2 separate regions of the Mus musculus genome follow, and region 2 is linked to region 1. The links are chromatin loops, found by intact Hi-C in ENCODE. Cell type or tissue: left cerebral cortex. All regions are shown on one strand.

What was found. Hi-C counts contacts between places; a loop is a spot of excess contacts. Peaks named below come from ENCODE experiments on the same cell type or tissue, not always from the same donor. Only the 100,000 strongest peaks of a DNase experiment are listed, where the experiment ranks them.
Region 2: it touches region 1 in a loop (2.1-fold over the local background); 1 of 42 quality-filtered maps calls a loop at or near these places.

What each region holds. Positions count from the first base shown.
Region 1 is chr3:19,404,267-19,409,266 of GRCm38, reverse strand. No RefSeq gene overlaps it. Among named protein-coding and RNA genes, the nearest start is that of Gm42188, 33 kb to the right of the region's middle. In left cerebral cortex, no CTCF peak of the experiment used is centred here; a DNase peak (open chromatin) is centred at 2,634; H3K4me3 peaks cover 579 bases.
Region 2 is chr3:19,303,633-19,308,632 of GRCm38, reverse strand. All of the region lies in intron 1 of Pde7a (phosphodiesterase 7A), which reads left to right. Among named protein-coding and RNA genes, the nearest start is that of Pde7a, 5.2 kb to the left of the region's middle. In left cerebral cortex, a CTCF peak has its summit at 3,034 (motif pointing left); a DNase peak (open chromatin) is centred at 3,028.

The DNA.
Region 1 (5,000 bases):
AGCTGTCTTCAGACATACCAGAAGCGGGCAACAGATCTCATTACAGATGGTTGTGAGTCACCATATGGTTGCTGGGATTTGAACTCAGGACCACTGGAAGAGCAGTCAGTGTTCTTAACCACTGAGCCATCTCTCCAGCCTGGGATGGGTCATTGTTCTGCTCTTCCATGCCAATGGTCTTATAAGCAAATTATAAAAAGCACAGATAACAATCTGACAAAATAAAACTTCTCATCAAATAGAGATGACAGGCTTCTCTGCAATTCAAGGTTCATGTTTATAGAGCATGTTAGCCACTATGTACATAGCAATGCCTTAACAAAGAGAAATGACTGATGAGGCCGATAGCTGGTGTCCCAGAGTTCATAGTTTTGGTGTACTTACATGAAATTCAATCCATGAAAAATCTGCCTCCCCAATTCATGTCTTTCCCAAAACTTCAGAACATAACTATTTGAGGGAGGGGGTCTTTATACAGTTAGTTAAGATAAAGCCACACTGTTGCAGGAAAACCTAAATCAAATCTGTCTATATTGGCCTTATAACAAGATGCAAAGAGGTGGAGACACACACAGAGGAAAGATGATGTGGAGGCATGAGACACAAGGGGAGCACTGTGTAATGACCAAAGCAAAGGCTGCATGGTGCATCAGCAAGCCAGGCTCTACAGAGGATTGCTGATAACACTAGCCACCAAGGGAAAGCTACAGAACAGTCTCTCTTGAAGCTACACAGAGAACATGGCTCTGCCAACTCCCAAACCCCCGCAGCTGCTAAGCCAGACAGACCACATTCTGACCACTTGGACGCCACAGCAGCCTTTGCAAACCCTACCTCTTGTCTTGTCAATCATTTCCACTAAATACACATTTTGCCCCACTGCCTTCAGGACAAATCCCCAACTTACTCTAGAACTCCTTGTCCACTCATGCTTGGTTTCTGCTGATACCTTTTCAGCCATTAATTCTTTGTTCCTTTAACTCCCCATGTCTGGAACATTATTTGTCTTCTGTTTTCCCCCACACCCTTCTGGCTAATGCTGTTTCTTCTTGGCTTAGACATTTCTTCTAAAGGCTCTCTCTCTCTCTCTCTCTCTCTCTCTCTCTCTCTCTCTCTCTCTCTCTCTCTCCTTTTTTTACACCGCTCTGTTGCAATTGCTTGTTTATTTGTATAACATGCAGGAATTTTACCCTTCATTACTCAGGTGCAAAAAGAAAAAAAGTCACATTCCATTATTTCTAAAATTAAAACTAAATGTATTCCTCCGTCTCACCCTCTTGACTCAAAAGAATTTAATCCATGGGTCCCCTCCCTGTCTCACCCTTAATAAGATCATCCAAGAAGTCTGAATTCATGAAGTACCCAAAACAACTATGATGCTGTAGTTACATGCTGACCTACTGAGTTCTAGGAGCAGGATGTAATGAGGCAGCACAGCACAGCACAGCCCTACTCCGTACCATCTAGATGTGACTCAGAGATGCCTTGCAGCTGCTCAGAGACCCAGCATGTACTGACCAGTAAGGATTAACTTTTAAGAGGACTGTCTGGCAAGTAACTCCAGGATTGACAGTCCAAGCACTCAGATTTAAAGTCACCCCTGGGAACTAAAAGGCCCAGTGACCCTTTTGTTGTATGTTCTGTAGTCTTCCAGGGACTGTCACTCTCTGTCACTGGGGTTTGGACTTGAGGCTACTTTTGAAAATGGCATGTAATAGTAAATCATAATCAAGTCAATTGAGAGGCTAGGACGTAGCTCAGAGATAGTTTGTGTGGCATGTTGGAGGATCTGGATTCTTCTCTAGCATCACAAAATCCATAATAAATATAACCAACTAAAAAAAAAATAACACTGGAGAGATGTATCCCTGAGTTAAATCCACTTGCTACTCTTCCAAGGGACCCAGGTTTGCGTCCCCTCACCCACATAGTGGCCCACAACTCTCTCTAACTACAGGTACAGGAGATCTAACTCCCTCTTTTGCCCTCTACAACCACCAGGCACACATATAGTACATACGGCAAGAGAGCCATACACATAAAATTAAAATAATATTACAGACAAAGCTAAGATCCATTGACCAACCAAGGAGTACCTAAATTAATTCAGGAAACTTGCATCCCAATAGAGATGGTTAAAGGAAAGGGCACACCAGTGGGTTCTCAGCCACTGGAAATCGACTTCACTATGGAATTAACAGAGCATTATCAAAGAGGGAGCTGCTGGGAACTGCCTCAAGAAACGTATCCCCTGACAATCTTACATCACAAAATCCACCCACTAACTACCTACCTCCCTATTGGCATCCCATGGAAAGCAGCTCCTCCGACACCTACCCCTGCCACACACACAGACACCTGTAAAAAATGGCACATTATTGCCACAGACACATGAAAAGAGGGATGCCTTCTGTGGACAAGGACTACGACAGGAATTCAGGTAAATGTTCAACCCTGTAGCTTCAGCACAGCCACGACGAACCAACTGCTATCAACAAAGCCCTACAGAAAAACGTGACTCTCCCTTCTCAGGAGAGCCTAAAAGCTGCTCACTAAAGCGCATGCCCAAGCTGCTAAGCAGGCAGGAATCCTGTGAGCAATGCTTTTTGGCTTTATTGTCAGATAACCAAAGCTGTTAGACAGAACACCCTCTGTCTGCCCTATTCCAACGGCATATTTCACTTTTTAGTTACAAAAACGTGGTTTTAAATAAGAATGTTATGCAAGGGATGGAGTAGTGGGGGCCTTAGTGGAAGACGGCTTCCACTAACCACAACACACCACGAGTTCTTGGAACCTGCTGCTCCCTTCATATTTGGCACTAAGTGGCTCATTGTCCTTGTCTAGACAAGTGCTACAGGCTGCGTAAATGGTGAATGACTGCACAAAGCCTCTATTCATCCAGAATGGGAACGTGTTAATGTGCTGCCTTTTCAAGCCCAAGGGGTTTGCCGAGAAAGAACAATTTACAGCTACTTTGGTTTTAAATTAATATTTACTTAATGTTGGAGATTTTAAACCTAGCATCCTCACATTTTATGTGCAATTAACAAACAATGCTCTTCTCCTTAAGGTTCTAATGAAGTATGAATGACTAGTTATTCTTTTACTAACATTTGGCTAATTCACACTAAACAGGTAAAATGCTTTACAATAATCAAATAATCATTCTTACTTACAAACAATTAGTTCCTCCACGTTATTAAGTCATTTATTCCAATCTTTTAAATAGATTTGCAAATTTCATGTATTTAACATTTTATTTTAGGATCGAAATGTTTTCATGGTATGGTATAAGGAAAATGACCTGGTAACTGACTAATTGGATATGTAGCAAGAGACAGACACAGTTATGAGTTGAATACATTCATAGATATTTATTTATAAACATATACATATGTAGAGAGAGCTCTTAAGCTATCTTAAAACTTTAAAACTAGGAACTCTAACATAATAATGTAGCAAAAATCACAAGATTAATGCATCCGATCCTCCTAGGAGTTACACTTTAACAAACAAATATGACAGCTATCTCCTCTATCTTACCCAGAGGAAGTACTGGTGGGCTGGTTGAATTTATTATATTTAAATTTAATTGGAAAATTCCATATTATTGAGGTACTGGTTTCCTGAACAAAAGTGGAGTTAAACATGCAGGCAAGTTGACTGGCCTGTGCTGCCTATGACTTGTGATCATGAGACAATCTGTATCAGTCAGATGTTCAATAGATGAAGGCCCTGGAGACACGTGCTTACAAAAGGAAGCAGCAAGCCAGAGAGAGTCTACATCTACATGTCACTGGTGGATTCAGTTTTATACTAGTTGCCCCTTGGTTTTGCTTTTTTCCCTGCAAGTTTGCCCCCTGACTCCTTCCTCCTCCCTCTGGTGAGCTGAACTAATCTTATGATTGCATGACTGAGTCTTCATTGTACTGAGACCTTTCTCAGAGCGTGCACTCATACCCTCTTAATATCATCCTCTGCTCACTAAGCCTCCTGCTCTTCCTCAGACGTCTGTAAGCACAGTGTAAAAGCTGTTCTGCTGGCAAATGCTACTTACATTACCTGCTTAGTACTCTCCGGAACCTCTCAATACTTGCAGACAGATTAGAGTTAAGAACTTAGAAACTGTGCTACTGATGACATGAGGACCTTGAGCTGTGTGACTTAAGGTATAATGTGAAAGCTAAAACAAATAAAGAATCCTAAGACAACAACAGACCTTGAATATCTAAACCAACGTTGTTCAGGTTTCCTGTCCAGGTCTCTAAACACAATTAAATCAGGAAAACATGAGATAAATAAATAAGTATACATGCAAATATACATATATATTAATACATTTCATTAAATTGAGGATCTATCACTTTGAGAAAAAATGGTTTGATTCAGTAAATACTCAGAATTGGCAATCACCATCATTTTAAAAGGTAAGAGACATAACAGCCAGGCCCATGACAGCTCACACCTGTAGTCCCAGCACCTAGACACAAAAAATTTAATTTGGTGCCAGGCTAGAATAATAGCAGGTTCAAGGCCATTCTGGAAAGACAGAAACAGTAGAGGAGGAAGGAGCAGGGAGGGATAGAGAAGAGGAGGCAGAGACAGAATTGGAATAAAGTGTAATTATTCCCCCAGTGTTCAGAGTAGGCCAAATTTGAATCTCTGTCATTTGATTTATAAAATTATACCATCTACTGTGACTACTACTATCATCATGCATCAGAGTTTCTGCCAGAGAGTACCTGAGATGCTCAAACACTTGTACAACACCACTGATCTCTAATGAGACCAGAGTTCCCCAACGAGGTGTGTCAGAAGCATGCTTGTGCTAAAAGCACCAAGACATTGTATCGCATCTTAATTCTATTTTTAATTATACCACGAATATATATTCATTAAAGAGAACCTGGGGGCTGGCAAGATGGCTGAGCTGGTAAAGGCCATTTATTGGCAGCATGAGTTTAATGCCTAGAACCTATGTAAAAGTGATGGAGAAA
Region 2 (5,000 bases), 100 kb after region 1:
TATATTCAAAACTAGTTATCATTTCAGTTCATTTTGACTTCAGTATTAGAGTGCAGTTCATAGTAGGAAATTAATAAATATTTAAGGGAATGAATAGATGAGAGTACCTCAGACTAAGTTGAGTATCAATTTTAAACATGAAACAGTGGTACAATATGTACAGTAATGGCTCATTTATCCAAAATTTGGTTTCAAACATGTAATTGTAGACTAAAAATGACCCAGACAACGTGCAGAAAAATACTGCGCAGATAGCAAAGGCACATGGTACCAGATCACAGAAGCCTGGCCACCCAAGTCCAGTCCTCAGGCACCATATAAAGGCAGTAGAACTGCTTCCATGGTTCTCCTCCAGCCTCCACATGTTAGCTGTAGTATCAAGTCTCAGTCTCTCTCTTTCTCTCTCTCTCTCTCTCTCTCTCTCTCTCTCTCTCTCTCTCACACACACACACACACACAGTCACAATAATAAAACTTAAAACAAGACTCTAAGCAACCAACATAGATCTGGGCATCATCTCAGAGCCAACGAGGCTGAGCAAACTTTTCTAAGCAGCAGGTAATCTGAAATGGAATTACAAGCAGCTATAGGTCATTCACCCTGTAGAAGTGCTAGTTGACAGCTGACATACCACAAGGGAGAGATGGGAAACAAAGTCTCACAAGCTAGCATGATTTTTAAAGGTACTGTAGGGTAGCTTAGGGACTTGAGTATTGTGTAACAAAGTGACTATTTGTTAAAAAATGCTGCATAGAGTCAGATTTTCCAAGATAAAAGATTTATTCTGTTAAAAAAAAAATCTGTGTGGCAGTTAATGTTTTTGTTCAAATGGTAAAGCGTACCTGGTGAAAACCTCTGCAACACTTTTTTAGACATTGACATTGGATCTTAAACCAGTCATATGATACTTTTCAAAGAGCTGTTAGGAGATTCTGAATTACTTGACCAATGAGATTAATAAATGAAACCTATTTGTTGCCGTTTTGAATGCCTGTTACATAGAGGAGTTTAAACATTAGTCTTTCAGAACAAAGTTCATATTTGAAAAAAAAAGGGTATAACTTGTACTGTCTTCACCGTTGATGTTTCATATATTTATGATTCAGTAAATGTGAAAATTGAGGTAATGTGTTAGATTTGGAGGAAGTTAGCGTTATTTGGGAGAAGAGAACCCCCTTTGAGAGAGTACCCCCGCCAGATTAGCCTGTGGGCAGTCTGTGGTGCACTCTTTTTGATTGATGATACATGAGGAAGGGCCCTGTTCACTCTAGGTGGTGCCACTCTTGGACTGATGGTTCTGAGTACTGTTAGGAAGCAGGCTGAGCAAGCCATGAGAATAAGCCAGTAAGCAGCACTCCTCCATGGCCTGTGCAGGTATTCCCGCCTCCGTGCTCTGGCCCAGCCTCCCTGGATGGAGAACTACAAATCAGGTTGCTCTGATCATGTGTTTTATCATAGCAATAGAAAAGATAGAGGTATAGAAACACATTTCATTTGGGTTAGTAATTTGAGGTTTAATTTTTACATCATAAAAGTGTAAGTGTTTTTACTGGACAAAATATTATTTTAGTGAATAAAGTATTAGGATACAGAATATGGATGCAAGCTATTACATATAGTCTCATTTTGTTGTACCAGCTGGTCTAGAACTTACTGTGTGCTTGAAACTGTCTTCACACCTGTAAGCTTTCTGGCTTTGTCTTCAGAACCCCAGGATGAATACCACAACAGCTCTTGTGCAGTGTCGCTCCTCCTCCCCGCCCCGGGTTGGGTTGTTTGAGACAAGGTCTCAGGTAGCCAGCCTAATCTTGAACTTACTGTATAGCTGAGGAGTTTGAACTTATGTTTCTCCTGCTTTTATTTCTGAAGTTCTGGAATTGCAGTAATGCAACACTGTGTGAGAATGAGTTTTTCAAATATACTATTTCATACAAGGAAAAACCCACATAAACTCTTGTAAATACCGAACCCTAAGACTCCTTGTATTCTAAGGAAATTTTGTAGAAAATTTAAAGGATTCATAATTTAAAAGAAAAACAAACTACTTTGATCTTGGTGCCCTAACTTTTTTTCTCTCTCTCATTTTACCCTCATACCGATTGAGGGAAGAAAAATATCTGTGGGGTAGTTACTGAACTGGAGTTACTAAGTGTGATGACACACCTAGGATCCTGGAATAAACTGGGGTAACCCAGGGTAGCTGTTGACCTTTAACCCAAGGACTAAAGATTAAGTAGATGTTTCTAGACAAATTAGTAAATGTAGGGGAGAGGGGAGAATGGGTGCATTGTGTAGCGAGATCTGTACTCTGAACTCTCCAGTGTGATCACTGTGATAGCCACTAACTATGTAGGTGTAGTGGTGGTCAGTTGAAATATGGGTATGACTCAAGCCATGAAATTATAGTTGAGTTTGAGTAAAACAACTGCAAAGCAAGTGCAAAGCAAAGCAACAGCAAATCTTTGTTTACTGATCGTTAGCGAGAGTCAGGTTGATGGATCAGCAGCGCATTCTTCACATGTTGCACATTTTCTGTCAAGCTTTAGGTGGTGTACATAAGATTCGATTTAATGGATGCCTTCGTGCCTGCTAGATAAAGTCTTTGGAATCAATCACTAGCTCATGTCAGACAGTAAGAACATTGTTTTGGCTTTCTGTCCAGTTTCTGTCCTGTCATAGTACCAAGACAAATAGTCACAGTGCTTTAATCTCTCTTCATATGTCACCAGGCCTTATACGTATTTGTCCCTGTAGTAGATGGGCTGCGCCTGGGGAAGCAAGAGTGTGTGCTTTCTCAAGTGGTGTTTAAGGTATTTGCATTTTTATAGTGAAATGTCTTTTGCATATTTTGCAATCCTTTTTAACTACTCCTAATCCTGTATCACTTTGTAAGTGTGCATTATGCAAAATTTTTGTTAACATTCACTCTTCACAAAGCTACCCATGAATTGTGATAGGGACAGTAGGCACTCAGTTTGTAAGGGACTTGTTCTGCCACTTTTGTAGTTGACGAAGGGTTCAGCTGCTCCATGGCCCCACCTACTGGTAGAGATGGACCTTAGTTTTTCAGAAGATAACGGCTAACTTGGTAACTTGAGTTTCAGCAAAGTCTCAAAGGTTTGAATGGTTTGAACCATTAAAGGTACTTGGCAAACGGTGCTTAATAAAGAAGCATTGCCCTTGCTTCAATAATAAAAATAATAATTACTGTTCATTTCGGAGTAACACCTACATGTTTGTTTGGTTTTTTTATTTTAGCTGATGCTTTTAATCTTTATAAATAGTCTCTGTAAAATAAGTGGCATTGCTCCTATTTGTGCCCAGTAGTAATAGAGCTCTGGGCCGTTAAGTACTTTGATGGGCATCTTTGTTCCAATTGCCTTTTACTAATTGACCTGCTTCACCTATGAAGGTAAGGACTGTAGTCGGAAGTTCAGGTTCATGGATTATGTATGAATTTTGATGGCCTATGAGAATGAATAAAAAAAATGAATGAAACACATTGGATCACTCTGGGCTTTTTTTTTTTTTTTTTTTTTGGTTTTTCGAGAGAGGGTTTCTCTGTGTAGCCCTGGCTGTCCTGGAACTCACTTTGTAGACCAGGCTGGCCTCGAACTCAGATATTCACCTGCTTCTGCCTCCCGAGTGCTGGGATTGAAGGTGTGTGCCACCACGCCCGGCACTCTGGGCTTTTCAGAGCACATGGGAAGTATGTCATTCTAGAGGCTGTATTTTTTTGTTTTTTATTTTTTGAGGCCTTAGGGAAAGATCATCAAACAACTTTATTGTAAAACATCCACTATTTATTAGCAGTTTTTTTTTTTTTCTAAAAACACGAACATGAGAATTGAGCGTGGCACCCAGAGTGACTCGTCCCTGCAAGACGGTGGAAGCTATGGGGCTTTTCGTTCACCCCAAGTAAGTCTCAGCTTCCTCACTCACTCCCGGGCTCCAGCACTACGTCTAACAAGGAAAGGAAACCACTAAGATCCCCAAGCATGAGAAAGTCACGACAACCTTAAGGCCACTGGTGCTAACTGCCACACGTTCCAGTCTGTAACTCAAGCATATCTGAATCCACCGTCAAACAGCTGCTCCCGCTGACCCTCGCTGTCCTGACCAGCTAGCCTCCAGCCCGGCCTCTGCACAGCACAGAGCCCCAGCTCTAACATCCACACGCAGTGTTTGTGCTCAGTGTAAAGCTTTGTTCAGGGCAGCCCACATCACTGCAGTGTCTGCTGGGGGCCACACCCTTCACAGGCTGGTCAAAGGTGACACTGTTACTCTTAGGATGGCTGGTTTTAACTTCAGATTTACAATTTTCTTTTTTATAAATAGAGGGTTGTATTTATGGAATAGTATCTGAGTTATAATCTATTGTGTGTCTCTTCAGGATGCCACTAAATTAAATAAATGCTTATAAAGTTAGTGCCTTTACTTGCGAATTTACTTTCAGGACTCTAACCTGAGTTATTAGAATTAGAAATGTTGGTAAAGATGAACTGTTAAGGATAGATATCCCATTATTTGTCATTATGAAAAATTAGGAATAACAATTTCTCATGGCTAAGTTCAATTTTATTGTTATAGAATATGGTAATTAAATCATTTTTATTTTATACAGCTATTTAAACACTTTGAAGAACTGAAGGTGTAAAGCATACAGCAAAAATACATTTAGTATTTTTAGTATATTTAGTATTTTTTCCTAATTTTCTAATGTTGTAGTTACTAAATGCATTAAAGAACATTTAATTGTATGGGTAAAATGCTTAAAACATAATTAAGTGGAGAAAATCTGAGCTAACCTAGAATTTTCCAATTAACCTAAAAGTTAAAAGAGAAAAGCCCTCATAATGTATAAAGCTATCACTCACTCACACACACAAGCTTGCATAAAGACAAAGCTAGGTATCGCTCCAGATGCTAACACTGTCTCAGGATGATGGACTTTTAAGTAATTTCTATTTTTTTACTTAGAAGTTTACATATTCAGTTT